2 separate regions of the Homo sapiens genome follow, and region 1 is linked to region 2. The links are chromatin loops, found by intact Hi-C in ENCODE. Cell type or tissue: HCT116. All regions are shown on one strand. Links, peaks and the distances in the headings refer to the core of each region. The heading gives the core; the rest is flanking DNA. Region 1 overlaps WDFY4 (WDFY family member 4). Region 2 overlaps ERCC6 (ERCC excision repair 6, chromatin remodeling factor).

Region 1 (10,299 bases), core at 2,558-5,057, 630 kb after region 2:
AATTCCAGTTATACAAAAGCAGAATAGATATGTTTGGGAGAAAAAAAATAAAAGAGGTTCCAGGAGATAAGACTCTCACTAAAGATCAGCCACCTACTAAGTGACACAGCCTGGGACTGAAGCAAAGCTCCCTGCTCACCTTTGGGAGCAATGACAAGGCCACAGTGGTGCCCTGAAGACCAGTTTTCCAACTCCTGCACCAAATGGGATCCGTGAAAGCCAGAGCCAAGGGCAGAAAGCAAAGGTTCACTGAGCATTTTGTTCCAAGATAAGTATTAACCACTATGATCCAGGGCAAGTCAGGGCTGAGCTGTTTTTCGTAAGCTAGGACCAGCCGAGAGCCTCTGTTTCTGTAAACAAGGTTGGTGAAGGTAGCTGGCTTTCTTGGTCTATTCTGAATCTACCTTGTCAGAGGAGCTGGCCCTCCAGCCACCTTCCAGGCCAGAGTCCAAAGTGGACTCATTTCCAATTTTATTCATTCATCCAGGTGGTCATCTATTCAGCAGTTACGGATTCAGCCTCTGCTCCATGGCAGGCACTGAGCCAGGCTTTGGGGATAAGGTGGACAAGATATACAAGAATCCTAGCCTCACAGGGCTTAAAATCCAGTAGCGGGATTTTAACCAACCAACTATTACAACCTGTGATACATGCTAAGAGAGAAAAACCAGAGTGATCATGACAAAGGCAGGGAGAAACTTGGCGAGAACACCATTCTGTTCTTGGACATTATTCTTGGTGAGGACATAGACCCTGAAACTTGAAGGTTGGAAACTTGTAAGTTCTGGAAAAGCTTGGAGAAGAACATTTCAAGGAACGGGGACATCCAGTTAAGGGCCTAGAGGCAGGAAGGGCTGATTTGGGGAACAGAAAGTGGTCAGTACGGCTAAGATGAAGTTGGAAATTAGGAGTACCAACATCATAGGTGGTCTTAGGTACCTTAGCATGGCCCTTGGGTTTTATTGTGGTTGCAACAGAAAGCCATGGGAGAGTTTGTTTCCAAAAGATGACACTGACTGCTGGGTGGAGATGGCATTAGAAAGGGTCAAGACTGAAAGGAGGGTGCCCCGTTGTGTTGCTATTTCAGTGGTCTGGGATGGATGGCAGAATGCAGAGGGAAGGAAGTGGGTGTATCTAAACAAGAAGATGGAGAATTGACAGGAGCTGCTACTGGACTAACTGGAAAGCAAAAAGAAGAAAAAGAAAAGAAAAGGAAAGGGAAAGAAGGAAGAAAGGAAGGAAGGAAGGAAAGAGGGAGGGAGGGGGAGGGGAGAGGAAAGGAGGGGAGGGGAGGGGAGGAGACGGAGGATGAATTGAGGATAAATGATAAATGTCTACTTTGGGACTTGAGTAACTGTGTGGCATTCCCAGGTTCTCTAGTAGTCTTCCCCAGGGGCAACCACCATTACCACTTTATTGGATATTCTTCCAAAGAGATTGTATGAATACATTAGCATGTTTATACATATTCTTTTTTACACAAAGAACATTTATATGCTTACTGCTCTGCATCTAGACTTTTCTCTTAACAATTCATCTTAGATAATTTTCCAAATCATTTATCATAGAGCTGTCTAATTCTTATTAATAGTTGCAGACTATTCCCTTGAATGGATATGCTACAGTTTATTTGACCAGTCAGTCCTTTTTTGATTCAGGTGGCTTTCAAATGTTTTGACATAACAGGCAATGCTACAATGACCATCCTTGCAGATAAGTCATTTTGAATACACAAGTAAATCTGAAGCATAAATTTTTTTTTTTTTTTTGAGATGGAGTCTCGCTCTGTTGCCCAGGCTGGAGTGCAGTGGCGAGATCTCCACTCACTGCAAGCTCCGCCTCCTGGGTTCATGCCATTCTCCTGCCTCAGTCTCCTGAGCAGCTGGGACTACAGGCACCCACCACCACGCCCGGCTAATTTTTTGTATTTTTTAGTAAAGATGGGGTTTCACCGTGTTAGCCAGGATGGTCTTGATCTCCTGACCTCGTGATCCGCCCGTCTTGGCCTCCCAAAGTGCTGGGATTACGGGCGTGAGCCACCGCGCCTGGCCTGAAGCATAAATTTCTATAAGCAGAATTGCAGGTCAAGGGTATGGGCATTTTTAATTCAAGTAGCCATTGCCAGATTACCCTCCCACAAGGTGACACTAATTTACACTCCCACCAGGACTATCAGGAAGATTATGTCAGGCTGCTTAAACTTTTTCTCTTATTGTACCTTTTCCCAGATGAGACTCAGAGACCCCAACCTCAGGTTCACATGATGAGATGATGTGGCTCTGCAATGCCAGCCCTGGCCTATGTGCCTCCAAACCCTCTCTCCTCCCTGTGACACCAGGCCCCCACCACAGCCTCCATGGTGCCTGCACCAGGGTCTCAGAGCACATGCCTATGATCTGGTGCTTCCCTTTGGGAAGACTTAAGTATCAACCAGAATAAGCCAAACCACAAGAAAAATGTCTGGTGAGAGCTGGGTTAATAGCTTAAACATTGATTCTGCTAGAAAAGAAATGGCATTTTAAAAACTAGAAAATGAACCCAAGTGAACTATTACCTGCTCTTCCATTTAAATTAGCCCTAGGAGGGCTCCATCCCTAAGTTTACTCATGATTAAGAAATCCCTTATGCCATGATTCTATTGATCACTTTAAAGAGTAGAACTTTTGCCTCATAAGTAGAGCTTTTTTAAGATCAACTGAATGATATATTAGCACTCTTGATGGGTAAAATAACTAAGAAAGTAGCCACAGCTAGCTCTGTGTATGATGACAAACAGGTTGTCCAGAAATCAACAAAATGCTGGAGCGAAAGTTAGAAGGTGTCTTAGTCCATTATCTGCTGCTATAACAGAATACCCCAGACTGGGTAATTTATAGAGATAAATGTTTATTTGGCTATTGGTTCTGGTGGACAGGAAGTCCCAGAGCATGGCACTGGCATCTAGTGAGGGTCACCCCATGATGGAAGGGCGGAAGCTGGAAGTGAGCATGCAAGACAGAGACAGAAATGGGGCTGAACTTATCCTTTTTATCAGGATCCCACTCCCATAATAATGAACCCATTCCTGCAATAATGGCATTAATCTATTCATGAGGGTCATGCTCTCATGGCCTAATCACTTCTTAAAGACCCCATCTCTTAATACTGTTACAATGGCAATTAAGTTTCCAACACAAGAATTTTGGGGGACATTCAAACCATAGCAGGGAGACAACAATCTACTGGGACATTCAGTGGTAGCACACAGCAGCACATTCTTCTAAAGTCAGGCCTCAGTGGTACATCTATAATGGGCAAGGTCAACCGGATACTCTCTAAAGTTTTCTCTAGCATTAGCAGTCTGCAACTTGGTGAAATACCCTGATTTTATAGGTAGGAAAACTGAGGTCCAGAGAGGTGACTGAAGGTACCCAGCAACAGAGCTGCCAATATATGCATTCCCTTACGTTTGTGTGTACGGTGAGTGAGTCTGCTGCAAAGAAAGCTTTAGCCCTGCTCCCATTTATCATCTGCCCTCTTCCTACATCTCTGCTTGCCTCAACCTTGTTCTGAATACATTCTAATAGTATTGGCATATGGAATAAGTATTCTTATTTTTTAGAAAAGCACAGATTGCTGAGAAAAAGTCAAGTATCAAAGAGGCAAAAGGCTATATTTGGTCATCTATGAGCTCTAGTATCTACTTTTTTCTATCTTAAATGTATTTAGACAGAGAATTCGTCATACTAATAATCAAAGGAATGTATGTTAAAACAATAAGGAGATGCTATCTATCTATTTATCTATCTATCTACCTATCTATCTATATATATAGAGAGAGAGAGAGAGAGAGAACATCTCCTTATTGTTTTATATTTTACATATATACACATATATATTAATTTGGGAAATATAGAAAGGAATGTAATGATGCATCGATCTTTTCACGTAAGTACATCTCAGGTTGAGACAAGGAGCAGGGATGCCCCCTGCCTGCCTGCATGTGTCACTTCCACAGACAGCCTGCAGACAGCCACACCTCCAATCTTTCTCTGCAGACATGGAGAAGACCAGGTGGAAATGGCAATACCTTTGCTCTTGTTTGGTTGCACCAGTGAAATGTGAAACATGTTACAAGACCCAAGGACTGTTCAAAGCACAATGCTCACCATAACCTGTGTTCACTAAGGACTGATCATTGGCAACTGCTTAAAATTGGAGCGCATTTTTAGCCAGGGTAGCTCTGAATATTGTAAAACTTGGACTCATGGATTTGGGGCATTTATTTGAAAAGTTAGTATGTATGAGAATCACCTGCACAGCTTGATAAAATTCATATTCCCAGGCTACATCCCCAGAAGTTTCAATTCAACAGGTGCAAAGTAGGGCCCTAGAATGTGAATTTTATTAAGCAACCCAGAAGATTCTGATGCAGGTGATCTGAAGCCCATACACTAAGAAACCGACCGTTGGGCACCAGCTAGGCTAAGAAAAAAAAAAGGTTTCATCTGGTGTCAGCATATTGCCCATAATTCACTCATCTATTTGTTCATTCATTTATTTAACAGGTACATATTAAATGTTTAGCATATGCCCCACTCCCTGGGAGGCACAAAGGAAAATAAGACATGCCTTTAAGATGTTTACAACCTAACAGGAAAGAAAGAGAGCAGGATATCAGCTCTCCCAGCAGTGTGGAAGGAAAAGCACAGGTGCTCTGGGAGCACACAGGAGTGTGTCTCACTCAGACTGAGATGGAAGAGGCGGCAGCGGTGACACCAGAGAAACGGTTCCTGAGGAGGTGACTCCAAGTCTGGAGTTAGGAGTTACAAAGATAAAAAAACAGGGGAGGAGCATTCCAAGGCACAAAGTATTGAACCAGCCGGAAATTTTGGAAATTATAGGTAGTTCTGTATAATTAAAAAGTCAGAGGGGTGTGTATGTGTGTGTGTGCACGTGCACACATGTGTATGTGTATGCATATGTGTACACGCATCAGGTGTGCATGTGTGTGTGCATGTGTGTATGCACACATGTATGTGTGTGCATGTGGTTGCACATGTGTGTCTGTGCATGCATGTGTGTGTGTTTATGCGCATGTGTAAGGATAAGGGAAGTTAGTCCAGGGAAACTACAAGGCCAGCTCTGGAATGGCCTTGCATATGAAGAATGCTAACCAGCGTCTCAGAAATATTAAGTAGGAATGACATGTGTTGTTTTCATTTCAGAAAGTCATGGAGATTCAGAAAGACAGGAAGTTACTGCATATAAAGGTTAACACCCACCCTCACCTTCTACAAACAGCCTCAGCTAAAGATACCTGGGAGGAGCTTGTAGAAGATGCCACTCTCTGCAATCCAGAGGAAAATGTCTTTCCCTTTGAGCGGATCATTTCTACCAAGGTCAAACTCATATTTTACATTGAGTTTGTATGAAAAAAAAATCAGATGTTTAATTTTTCATGTAATCAAAGAACAATAACAAAAGCAAACCTTCACTTGAGGACTGACTCTGGACTGGTTCTGGAAGCTGTACAAGGGACATCCCCAGCCACGTGGTAACTGGCATGAGCCCACAATTAATATGCATTAAATCAGTCACTCCTCAAGTCAAACAGAGCTGTTTGCAGAGAAATGCGTTTGTAGTCCTGGGAATCATTAATCAATGATGCAGAGGTGGCACAGAATAGTTGAATAATTACCATCCCAGGTATCACTAGAGGCAACCAGAACTCCAACGTTCACACAAAGAAATGAGTTAAGCTGCTGCCACCCTAGCCCCGGCACCACCAGCATCCCCCAGGGCCAGGATGATGCCTGCAGCTCCAGAGGCTTCTGCCAGAGGCATGCCACCCAGATGCCTGAAAAGCAGTCATGCCCTGGAAAGTCTCCTGTGCCATGTGTCCAGCAAAGGCCATATGATCAAGCATTTCTGAGACGGTAGGGGAGGAGGAGTGGGGACTCTGTTGTAGGAGCATGCACACAGTCCTGCCATGCCCCTATCGTGGGCATGTTTCGCTTAGAAATTTAGAAAAAGTACAAGGCCCACAAAGTCTCACAATGACATCTGAATTACGGGAAGTCCCAGCTTACAACCAACACTTGCTAAAAAATGCCTCAACATAGGCTAATTGTACCAGCCTGGGGAATGTAGAGAGTAACACACACACACACACACACCCCTTGCACAAACTTTCTATTTGCCTGAACATGTTCACGGGTCAACAATCAATGCACCCATCCTCCTTTCCTTGGCCTCAAGTTCCTGTCCTTGACACAAAACCATAGTGGTCCAGGGATAAGGCCACAGTGGACCAGGGGCCCTCCAGGCACATGCAGGAGGGCAGGTAGGCACCTGCTTGGCATGTTGCATCCCAGGCAGAGATGCCATGTTGGTGAGAGACCTGAAGGCCTCCTTGCACCAGCTTTAACTGGAACAGTTATAGAGAAAGAACATGGGGCCAGGAGCCACAACTCCAAGCCCAATAACAGCCGGCTGCTGAGGGACAGGGTGCTGGAAAGGTTATGTAACTTGTCCAACACAGTGAGCTGGGAGGCAGTAGAGAGGGAACGAAAACACATGAACTGAGAATAAGAGAGATCTGAGGTCAAATCCTAGCAATTCCAGTGAGTAGCCACCCTGGGCTCTGTTTTTGCCATCTTTGCAATGGAAATAACAAAGCCTCCTGATACAGTCTGGATGTTTTGTTCCAAATCTCATGTGGCCTTAAGTGTTGGAAGTGTGGGCTAGAGGGAGCTGTTTGAATGATGGGGGCAGATCCCTTGTAAATGTCTTGGTGCTGTCCTTGCTGTAATGAATGAGTTCTCCGAGAGTTCAGCTGAGATCTGGTTATTTGAAAGAGCCTGGCCCCTCCTCCCTCTCTCTCTTGCTGCCTCTCTCACTATGTGATGCGCTGGCTCCCATTCACCTTCCACCATGACTGGAAGCTTCCTGAGGCCTCACCAAAAGCAGATGTCAGCACCACGTTTTGTGTACACCCTGCGGACTGTGAGCCAACTAAACCTCTTTTCATTATAAATTACCCCATCTCAGGAATTCCTTTATAGCAACTCAAATGGACTAACACACCTGCCTCACAGGACCATGGTGAGGCTGAATGAGACAGTGCATGAAGATCACACAAGGCAAGGGCTTCTGACATCTAGCTGTTGACATTTTGCTAATAATAATATTAATAGCAACAAACAAATAGCAGAATGAGGTTCTCAAACCAGCCTATGCACTTTGCCCTGTGCCAAGCTGCCCTCCTGGGCACAAATGACTGGCTGCTCCCTCCATGGTGGTGGTGTTGTGGCAGCCTGCTCCAGTCCAGTCAAGACCCTCCCCACCCCAGAGCAGGCTCCCCCAAGACCCAGGTTCCCCCAGGGCATGCCCTCCCTCAAGCTGGGTCCTAAGGCATGTGAGCAGACCCAGGCCTGGCTGCAGGTTGGCTCCCCTGGAGGACCTCCTGATTCCTGCTGCCCTGTCAGGCTGAGCTCACCTGGTCTGCAGATTGTTCCCAAGCACTCACCCTATGTATCAGGGAAGGAAGGGACGAGGAGGAAGCTAAGTCTCTCCTTGCCTTCAGAGAAACCATAGGAAGGCTCAGAAATCATCAGTCAGGCAATAAGAGGGGGCTGGGGTAGGCCCAGGGGATGGATCCACCAGCTATGCTCTGGGGTGGGAGTATGCTGGGGATGGGCGCACCAGGACAGGTTCACCCAGGAGGCCGCCAGGCTGGGAGACAAGAGTGAATGGGCATGGGACTGTGTGGACCTGGCTGGTGGAGGTGTGAGGGGGAGGAGAAGTGCCAGGCCACAGAGAGGCCCCATATGTCCCACCAGCCAGCCAGGACCCCACTCCACAGAGCTCTCCAGTCTAGAGCAGAAGGGTGCTCCTCTGGTTCGAGGATTTTTCTGATTCATGTGAATTCCTGGGGCCTGCTTTCTTATGTTCTTCCCTGCCTGGTGCTTTCAGTTTAGGGACCTCCTTGATTTCACCACACATCAGTCCAGGCCTCAACCCAGCAACTTCCCTCTTTTTCCCAAAACCTTGTGTTTGGTTTGAGTGTTGGCACTCTGCAGGAACCCCATTCCAGCTGGTCAGGCCTCTCATGGGCTCCACTGTGACCCTCTGTCTCATCCTCCACCATCTCGGCAGGACAACCAGACCCATGGAGACCCCCAGAGTTTCCCATCTATCCAAGCACTCCCCACAGCATTTCCCCAAGACACACAGTTCCTTGCCTCACAGGAGCCTCAGTCTTAACAGGATCCTTCATCCTTCCCTTGACACGGCCCTTGGGCCATGCCATAGGTACCAGGGTTCTTCCAACGCCCCTTCTTACTTCTGGGAGAGTGAGAACAAATCCTATGGGGCTATGAAAGGAACAGCAACAGCCAGAGCAGTAACAGCAGATGCCAGAGACTGAGAGCTGCCTCCTCACAGGGCACAGTCTCAGACAGAGACACAGCCCCATGTCAATCTTTGCCACAAACCAGTGAGACCAGGAGTAGAACCCCATTCTAAAGATAACAGAAAGGAGGCTGGGGAATGGTTCTCTTACTTACCTGGTCACTAGGCCTGTAAGTGGAGGCAAGAGAATTAGAATTGGGCAGGGTTTTTACCCCACCCCTGCCTGTAGCCTCCACCCTCCCCTCACCAGGGACCCTGCCCTGCCCCCACCTCCCCGGGCCTGCATCTCCAGAAGCAGGCGTGCCTGGTGGTTTGGCTTCACTGACCCTGGGGAAACTGAGCTTGGGAGCCAGCCTTTCCCACAATTCCCCATGAAGCCAGAGGCAGCAAGCATAGCCCCATAAAATGCATAGAGACATCTCAGGCAAGGACGGATGCCTAGATAATGGCAAGGGTCACTCTGCCCAGTCCTCTGGGCCAGGAGCCGAACCTCACACAGGGTCCCTCCCTTCTGAATGTACTGGCCACCGGGTGCCAAGTGGAAGCAGGACAGCTCCTGCTCTTTCCCCTCCCGACCGCCCACCGGGTTCCACATGCTCCTGTCTGCACATCCTGCGGATCCCCACTGGCACAGCAAACAGTGTGTGGCATTTCTGACAGCTTCCCGCTGAGCCACGGGAAGGCCAAGGAAGACTGAAACTTAAACAAAAGGCAGGGAGGGGCAGATGGGAGAGGATCCCCTTCCTGGTTCTGTCCTGCTTCAGAGGCTGGAAAGTCAGTCACCTGGGGGCTTCAGACTCTTGCCGCTCCCCCAGCAAGATCCCTGAGGAAAATGTCACCTGGTGGACAGTCAACAAAAACAAGACTCTCAGAGACAGGACAAGTGTCAAAGGCACCTGCAGGCTGCAAGAGGCGGGGCTGGGACTCACTCGGGTCCCTGACCATAAACTTCAGCCTAGCCAGGGTGAAAACTCCCAGGCCAGCCTTGGATGCCTGAGGGAGTCAGGCCACCTACAAAGGCTCTCCTAGGAGGCCAAGGACCTGCCCTGGGGGGCAGCAGCCTGAGTGGTGCTCATATTCCAGAGAAGCCCCCAGGAGGCTGTCCCATCCAACACCCACACTGCTCTGAAGGGACTTTGCAGATAAAATCAAGGTTACGAATCAGCTGACCTTAAAACAGGGATGTGACCCTGGATTATGTGTGAGTTAGTGCCATCCCCTGCGCCCTAGGCAGCAGCAGAGTTGGTCAGAGAGGTGGTGTTGGGGGAGCGGGAGGCAGAGGGGGCAAGAAGGATATGAAGGGTGAGAAGGGTACCACCCACTGCAGGAAATGAAAGGAGGAAGGGCCACAGGGTAAGGGAGGTGGGCACCCCAAGAAACAGATGAACCCTGGCAGCCAGCAGGCAGGGAACAGGAGCTCAGACCTACAGAAGCAGGAACGTGGATTCTGCCAGCACTGGAACGAGCTTGGAAAGGATGCCTTCTCAGAGGCTCTGGAAAGACATGAGGCCCCACAAATGCCTTGGCTGCAGCCATCTGAGGCTCTAGCAGAGAATCTGCTGAGCCCCACTGTGCCAAGACTTTCGAGATAATAAATGTGCATTGCGTTAAAATCACTATGTTTGTGGTAATTTCTTCTGGCAGAGATAGAAAGCGAATATAAAGCACTGCCATTGTTCTCCTATTAAAGCAATGAAAAGAACCAATATGGAGACACCACATAATCAGGAAAGCAGGCAGGTGTAGCTGGAGCATGATATCTGTTTACTATGGATCCTTTCTGACACAGTTCTCAGACTTGCCACCATAGACAACGTAGGGTGCCCAGCAGTAGCCCTGGCCTCTGCCCACTAGACACCAGGAGCATCCTCTCGCCCTGGCCATGGCAATTAAAAATGTCTCCAG
Region 2 (10,299 bases), core at 4,299-6,798:
GTGCCTTTTTTTTAAAGCCCAAATTAAAGAGAAAAAACAAAACTCTCCCAAAATCTGAATTTAGTAAAAGTTTGAGATTTTATCCAGAAACCTAAATACAATTATTTTAAGAATGTTCTTAACATCTCTGAGAGTTCATTTTTCTCAAGAAATAAGCCTGGCCGGGCACAATGGCTCATACCTGTAATCCCAGCACTTTAGGAGGCCAAGGCAGGAGGATTGCTTGAGCTCAAGAGTTCGAGACCAGCCTGGGCAACATGGTGAAACCCCAAAAATAGAAAAAGTTAGCTGGGTGTGGTGATGTGCGCCTGTAGTCCCAGCTACCCAGGAGGCTGAGGTGGGTGGATCACTGGAGCCTGAGAGAAAAAAAAAAAAGAAAGAAGACTGTGTTCATTTTCTTTTAGGAATCTATAAGTTGAAAGAAAAAGTTACACTTTTAAAACCTATTTATGCCTAGTGTTCCATTATTGGAACGCTAAGCATGTGGGAGTTATTCATGCCCTACTGCTCAAGGTCATTGCCAAGGTCTGATTTTTCACACATGTCTGCCTCCTGAGGGTACATGTTATCACTTGGTGCACAGAGTTAGTTACTGCTACAGATACTGGCATGCTGGGAGCTTGTCAAAAAGTGATGTGAGTTTTCAGAAACATTTTTGAGTATCCAAAGACAGGTACATATAACTTTACTGCACTACATCCTATACTAGTAATTTTTAAGAAATAACTTCTCTACTAGTTATGCTATTGTGCGGTAAAAAGAAAATACAGAAAGTATTATTATTGCATTAGTTATGGGTTTGACATTTTTCATGTTCCATTTTTGGAACACTAGGCAAAACCACTACCACTAGGACTAATAATACCTTTTTTCCGTTTTAGTCCCAAGATGCCTCGAACACTAAGTTTACATGAAATAACTGACCTTTTAGAGACAGATGACAGCATAGAAGCAAGTGCTATAGTGATACAACCACCTGAAAATGCTACAGCACCTGTTTCTGATGAGGAATCAGGAGATGAAGAAGGTGGAACAATAAATAATCTGCCAGGTTCTTTGTTGCACACAGCTGCGTATCTTATTCAAGATGGCTCTGATGCTGAGTCTGACTCAGATGATCCCTCATACGCACCTAAAGATGACTCTCCTGATGAAGTTCCATCTACGTTTACTGTGCAGCAACCTCCACCATCAAGGAGGAGGAAAATGACAAAAATTCTTTGCAAATGGAAAAAAGCCGACCTAACTGTACAACCCGTAGCAGGTAGAGTTACAGCACCACCAAACGATTTCTTCACCGTAATGAGAACTCCCACAGAAATTCTTGAACTTTTTCTTGATGACGAGGTCATTGAACTCATTGTCAAGTACTCCAACTTATATGCTTGCAGTAAAGGTGTACATCTTGGCTTGACTAGCTCTGAATTCAAATGTTTTCTGGGAATTATTTTTCTGAGTGGTTATGTCTCAGTTCCTAGAAGGCGTATGTTTTGGGAACAAAGAACAGATGTGCATAATGTACTGGTTAGTGCTGCCATGAGACGTGACCGGTTTGAAACTATATTTTCTAATTTGCATGTTGCTGACAATGCAAATTTGGATCCAGTGGACAAATTTTCCAAATTGCGACCTCTCATAAGCAAACTTAATGAGAGATGCATGAAATTTGTTCCAAATGAAACATATTTCAGCTTTGATGAATTCATGGTTCCTTATTTTGGTCGTCACGGGTGCAAACAATTTATTCGGGGAAAGCCCATTCGGTTTGGCTATAAGTTTTGGTGTGGTGCCACCTGTCTGGGCTACATTTGCTGGTTTCAGCCGTATCAGGGTAAAAACCCAAATACTAAACATGAGGAATATGGTGTCGGTGCGTCACTTGTCCTTCAGTTTAGTGAGGCACTTACAGAGGCACACCCTGGACAATACCATTTTGTATTCAATAACTTTTTCACCAGTATTGCACTTCTTGATAAGCTCAGTTCAATGGGACATCAGGCAACAGGTACAGTGAGAAAGGATCACATTGACAGAGTTCCACTGGAATCAGATGTAGCTTTAAAGAAAAAAGAAAGAGGCACATTTGATTATCGAATTGATGGCAAAGGCAATATTGTCTGCAGATGGAATGATAACAGTGTTGTCACTGTTGCCTCATCTGGTGCTGGTATCCATCCCCTGTGTCTTGTCAGTCGTTACTCCCAGAAACTGAAAAAGAAGATACAAGTTCAGCAGCCAAACATGATCAAAGTGTATAACCAGTTCATGGGAGGCGTAGACAGAGCTGATGAAAACATTGATAAGTATCGGGCATCAATCCGTGGAAAGAAATGGTATTCAAGCCCTCTTTTGTTCTGTTTCGAACTGGTCTTACAAAATGCTTGGCAATTGCATAAAACATATGATGAGAAACCAGTGGATTTTCTGGAGTTTCGTCGACGTGTGGTATGCCATTATCTGGAGACCCATGGTCATCCTCCAGAACCTGGCCAAAAAGGAAGACCTCAGAAGCGTAACATTGACTCACGTTATGATGGCATAAATCATGTGATAGTCAAACAGGGAAAGCAAACGCGATGCGCTGAATGTCATAAGAACACAACTTTTCGATGTGAAAAATGTGATGTTGCCTTACATGTGAAGTGTTCCGTTGAATATCACACTGAATAGCAGGTGTCACCACCTCCTGAGATAAGAAACATAGTTTTATACATTATGTACAGTGTAGCAGTGGTTTTGCCTAGTGTTCCAATTTTGGAACGTCACATAACAATGGAACATAATAAATTTTTTTTTCTCTTCAAATTTTTGTTCCTTGAATTTTTCTAGGTAACATATATGAATTTCATGCAAAAATTCAAAAAATTGTAACCTCAGACATAAATGGGTTAAAGATGTTTTCTTAGAGAGCACATTGCCTTCTTTTAAATAACAAAGCTGAGACACAAATGAAGACTAATTCTGCTTCCTGCTCTGCACACACCTTTCATTCTTGGCTCTGGGCATAATTGTCTATATCAGTCTTAATTTACTCCATGAGATCTGCACTCCTAACTGAGGGTATTTCATCTGCTCAGATTTGCCAATTAAGTTTACCCAGATAGACCATAAAAAGGAAGATAAGAAAAGTAAAACACCAAGTATCTCAATTTAGCAAATTAGACTAATCTGTAAGGCATTCTTAGCTGTCTGAAATAGAAAACCTATCATACTACAGAATGCAAACTATATTAAATACCCAGCTTGGTGCCTGAATATATTTTTAAAAATCAAATTGTACTCATTGTGCCTCTGTTGTTGAATTTCTTAAATGGATATTGCAATAGGTAGAGAATGATCTTGAGGTTGAAATGTCACTCTGTATTAAGAATGATTTAACTGTATGATACACAGCTTTTTCCTTACAGACGGTGTAGATTTAAACTGCTCTGTGTACAATGATCCTTGCAACATAAAAATATTACAATAGAGCAGTAAGGTCTGTTTTGAATTTTGAGCACCACGGTAGGTGACCTCCTTGAAGTTTTGGAGAGGGCATGTTTATTTTATTAATATGATCTCAGGCAACTAATATTTGATAATTCCCATTAATATGTGTATTTTGTCCCTTTTGTGTGTTGGTATGGGCAGTTGTGTACATTGATTTGTCTAGTATAAAATGTGTATTACATGATTGTTCAGCCTATATTATGTATAGTTCAAAGAACTGCTAAACTGATTTTACTGTTACTTGGAAAAGTTTGCAGGGGTGTAGTGAAGAGTGAGTTTTGACTTACTTTGCACACTATTAAGGTGGGGAAGGAATCATGTTATTGTACAAAAATGAAGGCAATCTTTCCCTTCTTTAAACCTTAGTCCTGATGTTTTTTTAAGACAACATTTGGATTGAAGTTTTAGAATTTGGTTTGTTCTTGTGCAATTGCTTTCGTTCTGTGGCAGTTAGAGGACCCTTCGCTGGCACTGTGAGAAAAGGGGTGGTACTAGGGAGTTTGGAAAATACTTTTTTGAAGACAGTATTATGTAACAGATAGGAATATAGACTCTGGAACTTGATTATCTGGGTTTGAATCTTTTCCCTTAACTCATTGGTAATCTTGGACAGCTTCCTTTCTTTCTCCCTGTCTGCTTTAATTGTTAAAAAAAAAAGAGAGAGAGAGAGAATAACAATAGTATTGATATGGTTTGGCTTTCTGTCCCCACCCAAATCTCATCTTGAATTGTAGTCCCCATATGTCAAGGGAGGAACCTGATGGGAAGTGATTGGATTATGGGGGCGGTTTCCCCCATGCTGTTCTCACGATAGTTAGTTTTCATGAGAGCTTATGGTTTTAAAAGTGGAAGTTTTTCCTGTGCTTGCACTCACTTCCTCCTGCCGCCTTGTGAAGAAGGTGCCCTTCACCTTCCACCATGATTATAAGTTTCCTGAGGCCTCCCAGCCGTGCCGAATTGTGAGTCAATTAAACCTCTTTCCTTATAAATTACCCAGTCTCGGGTATTTCTTTATAGCAGTGAAAATGGACTCATACAATATAGTATCTCCCTTATTAGGTTGTAAAGATTAAATGAATTAATAAATGTGAAATACTTAAAATAGTGCCCAGTACCCAGTATCACTGTCAGTCATAATTACTATTTGTTTTCTGACCCAATTAAGAAATATGTATGTATGTGTGTATATGTAATCTCAAAACAAAACTTGTCCAGAGCTAGCTGACTTTCCTTAAGGAGGCAGTATATAGCATAGGGGTTAGACACCACGGGCCATGGAGTGAGTGCCAGAGCCTAGCCGAGTAGCTCTGAGGTCTTGTGTATCCACTCACCTGTAAGATGGGGATCACAGCAGTACCTTCTTCATGGGTGATGATATGTATAAGATATTTGGCATACATCAGGCACTCCGTAAGTATTAGCTATTCTTGTTACATGCCCACTAGCTAAAAGTTACCACAAAGATTCCACCAAGGCAGTAAGATGCTTGAAATGAGGGTCTGTGAGAACCGTGAAGGAGGGTGTATAATGAATACTCATACGTATGAAAAGGTGACCTTTCACAAGTAAAGGCAGTTTAACAATTGATATTACAGGTTGACCATCCCTAGTCCGAAAATCCAAAATCTGAAAATTTTTTAGCAACGTGATGCCACAAGTGGAAAATTCCATATTTGACCTCATATGTTGGGTCTCAGTCAAGACACAGTCAAAACTTCGTTTCATGCACAAAATATTGTATAAAATTACCTTCAGCCTATGTGTATAAGTTATATATGAAACATAAATGAATTCGTATTTAGTCTTGGGTCCCATCCCAACATATCTCATTGTGTATATGCAAATATTCCAAAATCCAAAACACTTCTTGTCCCAAGCATTTTGGATAAGGGCTGTTCAACGTATCATAGGCATAGTAAAATCATTAGCTGTTACAAACTTTGTTTTATTGATGTTATGCTTTTGGTACCTTTCATACTTTTTTAAAATAAGCTTAAGGCCCACTTAATGATAAAATATCTATAAAAATATAAGTACAGTATCAATATTGGGAAGAAATGTAATTATTTCTCCTTTGAACACACTAGGGGGCACTAGACATCTGTCTAGGGGACAAACCGTGCAACATGCCCCTTGGTTCTAAGTGTAGGTAGGTCAGGATTGCAGTATGGTTTCTCACAGTTGTATTCTGAGGTAGATGTACCAGATCCTTCTCTTGTATCTCTTTTGTGTCTTCTCTTTTGGCTTGATTTCCAGCCTCCTTGCTGTCCTGGATGATAGGATGTCCTGACTGGAATGTCCTGCTGATCTTGACTGACCAGTATGGAGTGAGCTAGCATGACAGTCTGCTATGCTTGGGGGTTGAACTGAGCTCCTGCTGGCTCAAGACTGCAATAGGTGTTTTGACATTTGTTATTTTTTATTCACATTTAACCTGCAATTAATTAAAATTTCTCAATCTTTTTGTGTAATCTGCCAACTGTTATAGCATCTGAAATTTATGTAGTTTCAAAAGTATAATGTACATACATAATTTCATTTAGTCCTCATAAAAAGTCATTATTTGGCTCATTTTGTGGTGGAGGAGGCAGATTCAACAATGTTACATTATATTTTCTAAAGTTCAGGCCTCCCCTTACCAGTTAAATGCCTGTAATGCACCTCTTTTGCCTACATTCGGTTTTCACTTCTCTGTGGTTATCTTAAATCTGTGTCTGTTGTTGGGTTCTCTTCTAGTGACCACCACTGGAGCCTGAGACGGGCTTTAGGAGTTAGAAAATGCCCTGATGGGTCGGGAATGGTGGCTCACGCCTGCAATCCTAGCACTTTGGAAGGCAAGGCAGGCAGATCACTTGAGGTCAGTAGTCTGAGACCAGCTTGGCCAATATGGCAAAACCCCATCTACACCAAAAAATACAAAACTTAGCCGGACATGGTGGCGCATGCCTGTAGTCCTAGCTATTCTGGAGGCTGAGGCACAAGGATTGCTTGAATCTGGAAAGTGGAGGTTGCAGTGAGCTGAGATCGTGCCACTGTACTCCAGCTGACGTGACAGAGTGAGACTTTGTCTCAAAAAAAAAAAAAAAGTAAAAAAGAAGATGAACAACACACTTACTTTATTTGGGTGCAGCTGTGACTTTTACATGTATAGATTAAAGAAAAAAATGAAAGTGGGAACATCAAAAACACTATTTCCTTCCTAGTAATGTAAATATAGTTTAAGTCTAGACTTTTTTCCCATCATAAGAATTCTTTCATAAGAAGGTGCTTCTTTTGTCCAGCCTTTCCCACCTGGTCCTGGGGAAGCTTGGGAGCAAACTCAGGGCTCCTGGTTCTTTCCATCAGCTGGCGTGCAGAAACCAGGCTCCTTACAGAGGAGACCTACTGGTGATGAACCCAAAAAATGGAGCTCAGACTTAAATCACTCACACAATTTTTATTTATTTACCTTTTTATTGTTCAAAATGATGAGCTTTCCTTCTCCTTATCTTTTTTTTTTTTTGTTATAAGATTCTAAATTAAGAACTTCTCTGATGTTGCAGCCACCCTCATTATGGGTCATTTTTTTGTAGCGAACCTTAACCATTTTTATCCAGTGGACAGAGCTAGGAGCAGTGCTTTAAAGTCATATGGGTAGAAGGAGTAGGAAATGCAGCAAGAGGTAGGCTCTAAATGAGACAGAACAGAAAGTTTCCAGAACCCATTTCTGGATGACCCCATTTGACCATTTTCAAGTCACGCTTCTCTGTCTGTGTCTTCCTTTTCCCTAACCGAATTATGAACTTCATTCATTCATTCAGCACTTAACGGTCTGCCATGAGGAGGCATTATACCAGTCTCTAGTGCTATAAAAATGGCTAAGACAGTGTTTGTCCCCAGGTGGCTTCCAGTCCAGTGGAGGACACTGGTATGGATTTCACAATATGCTACACTTGATGGGCACTGTAGTAGAGATCCCAGGTGTGTCCAAGATGTCACGGGATTGGGAGGGCCCTTGGAAGACAGGACACCTAAGTCTGGCTGGTCATGGGAGGTTTCTGTGCATGGTGGTGCTGCATGAGTGAGGGTTTGAAAGGTCTGCTGAATGTGTGGATATGTAAGGGGAAGGATTTGGGGACAGTACAGGAATGCAGGTGCACAGAGATGAGGAGGCTGCATACATGGTATGGCACGGTGGTAGCTAGCTGTGTCTTTCCACTTATTTATTTTGAACATCCTTGGAATGCTGAAAATTCTTCTAAAATAAATTAACTTTAAATGGCAGCAACTAGCTTTCAGGGTTCCATTGATGCGGCACCCTAATAGGTTACAACTGGGGGAAGCATTGTTCCTGGTGTCGTTCAACTGGTTGTGCTGGGTCTGAGTTGCTTCTGACAGATGATTATTGCAGTCTCAGCCCCAGGCCCCACAGCCTGGGCCAGATTCTCATTCCTACCTGAATGTAGGGAAACCAGGGAGTGTTTTCTCTGTCTGCATCTGACTGGAATTGTAGGTTTATGTTTGTTCCCAGCTTCTCTTGTAATTGGCTGCCAGTGGAGTTGACAGCAGGCTGAATCTGGCAGTTGTGTGAGGAGCTAGAAACACAGCCAGTGAACACCATGCCCACCACTTCGTTTTATGTGGCTGCAGCTGTGACTATTACGTGTGTGGATTTTTTAAAATGAGAGAATAGAGAACATGAAAAAGTTATTTGTTTTCTAAAAGGGTAAATATTGGACTATTTACTGCCCCCTTCTGCTTTTTCTCAGTTAACTGGTCTACTTTTTGAAATAACAGAATTTAGACATTTTGAGGTCATTTCTAATTTTTAAGATTTCAGCTCACTTGGCCCAGATTTTAATTCTTACCCACTCCCTACCAATTTTAAGTCAATCTGTATCTATTTTTGTTACTATCATGTAAAAGACTGCCATACTTAATGACAGTTTACTATTTACAAATTTGTGACAGAATTTTTAAATTGAGATATTCCAGCAGGTACCATCTGAAGACTAGGTATCTTTACTCCTATGGTGAGCACATTATTCATAATAATTAACTGAGCATCCATTTGATGAGCTATCATAGTTTCTGTTTAAGTATACATGTTCAGGTAGTTCTGTTAAACAGAGTACGTTGCAATATGCACATTGCATTGGGCCACATACGTAACTTGCTTTCTCTTCTTTCAGTGAACATAGTAATAGTATCTGCTGCAGGGTTGTCGTGAGGATTTCAGAAAATGTATGTGGTTTTATATAATACTATAGTAGTTTATTAAGCACTTCCTAATCTAGGTTCTGTGCTAAGGTGCTTTATATGTGACACCTTATTTAATCCTTCCCAGAACCCAGTGAAGTAGGTGCTGCTGTTCTCCCCATCTCAGTGGAGGAAACTTAGATGCTGATGAAGTTAAGTTACTTGCTGAGGGTTCATGAGCTAGTAAATGGCACCAGGATTTGACTATAGCTAGTCTGAGCTCAGACTTTTGTGCCTGGGCCTGCACTTCTGCATATGTCAAACCCAGGATGTTTATATACAGAATCCTTTATATCTGCTGGCCAGACAGACTACTCAGCCTGCCAGACTACAGTACAGGCTGGTTAGACATGTTAAAGAGAGCCCTTAAAGTCTCTTGGCAGCGTCTGGGATGAGGAAGGCACGTTTCTGTGTATGTGCAGATGAACCTGGTTCTCCCCCTTTCCCTAGTGTGTTGTGGTGTACTTGTCGGCCCCATCTTTAGCTGTGCTGCTTCAGTGGACCCTCATCAGATGGTCAGGTCTATTTTGGCTACAAGTCACATGAGGAAGTATTGCTTATGTAACAGAAGAATCTCTTCGCCTGAGCTCTGTATGCATGTGGTTTTATAACCATGATATTTTCTGTCTTTAATATGTGTATAATTCTACTGGGGCAATTTGTCTTCACAATGATACAAATACTTGCAGGCAATAATGATTTTCCCCACCACTTTTAGTCATCCTTTAGCCAAACTGAATAAATGTTTGGCCCTTTTCATCTTTCTTTATGAAGCGGAAGGCACTAGAATGCAATCGTTTCTGTAGTGGCTTATGTGGTTTCCTAGGTGCTGAGTTCTGTGGCGACAAGATGCCTGTATATTTTAGGAGGGAGGGAGGAGGAGGAAACTGAATCTTGTCGATGCAGAGTGATGTGGTGGGAAATTTAGCAGCCACAAAGATTGACTGGCTAAGTCTAAGGAAATGGTCATCATATATCAATAAAGTTTAAAAAGTGATACCCTGTATATAAAATATTTAATGGCCTTGTGCCAAACTTCAAAAGGCAATATATTCTGGTGTTTTTATTTCTCCTTCTGTAAAATTATCTTGGAGAAATTGCAAAGTGAAGTATGTTTAAGTGGCTGTGATTCTTCCAAGGTTTATGTTATCCACAAGTTTGCTAAATACAAGTATCCTTTGTTATGCAGAAGTTTGGCTCTGCGTTCATAGTTTTGATACCGAGGACTCTCTCATTATGTAAACTCCTCGACTGCTGAATTTCAGAGTGAGTAGCAAGAATTCAGATATGTGTATCAGGAAAGTGTATATATATCAAGAATTCAGATATGTGTATCAGGAAAGTGTATATATATCTGTTCAGTTTCTAAGTTTTGATAGTAAGGGATACCTATATGCCAGGGCTTCTTGGCTTTGACATTATTGACATTTGAGACTTGATAACTTTTTACCGAGGGGTTTGGGGGCTGTCCTGTGTGGTGTAGGATGTTTAGCAGCATACCTGGACTCACCTGCAAGATGCCAGTAGTAGTATATCCTCCCGACTCCTTCCACAGTTCTAACAACCAAGAAT

What was found. A loop is a pair of places that touch in the nucleus more often than their neighbours do. Peaks named below come from ENCODE experiments on the same cell type or tissue, not always from the same donor. Only the 100,000 strongest peaks of a DNase experiment are listed, where the experiment ranks them.
Region 1: a loop joins it to region 2, with 16 times the contacts of the local background. A loop is called at or near these places in 7 of 110 quality-filtered maps.

What each region holds. Positions count from the first base shown.
Region 1 is chr10:48,879,249-48,889,547 of GRCh38, reverse strand. All of the region lies in intron 43 of WDFY4 (WDFY family member 4), which reads right to left. Among named protein-coding and RNA genes, the nearest start is that of LRRC18, 55 kb to the left of the region's middle. In HCT116, for the core only: a CTCF peak has its summit at 4,008; a DNase peak (open chromatin) is centred at 3,977; H3K27me3 peaks cover 1,145 bases.
Region 2 is chr10:49,507,704-49,518,002 of GRCh38, reverse strand. The region is part of intron 5 of ERCC6 (ERCC excision repair 6, chromatin remodeling factor); the gene reads left to right. PGBD3 (piggyBac transposable element derived 3) reads left to right here. Exons shown (of 2, transcript NM_170753.3): 2 at 882-2,898. The coding sequence starts at 889. The coding sequence ends at 2,670. Among named protein-coding and RNA genes, the nearest start is that of PGBD3, 11 kb to the left of the region's middle. In HCT116, for the core only: a CTCF peak has its summit at 5,592 (motif pointing right); a DNase peak (open chromatin) is centred at 5,622.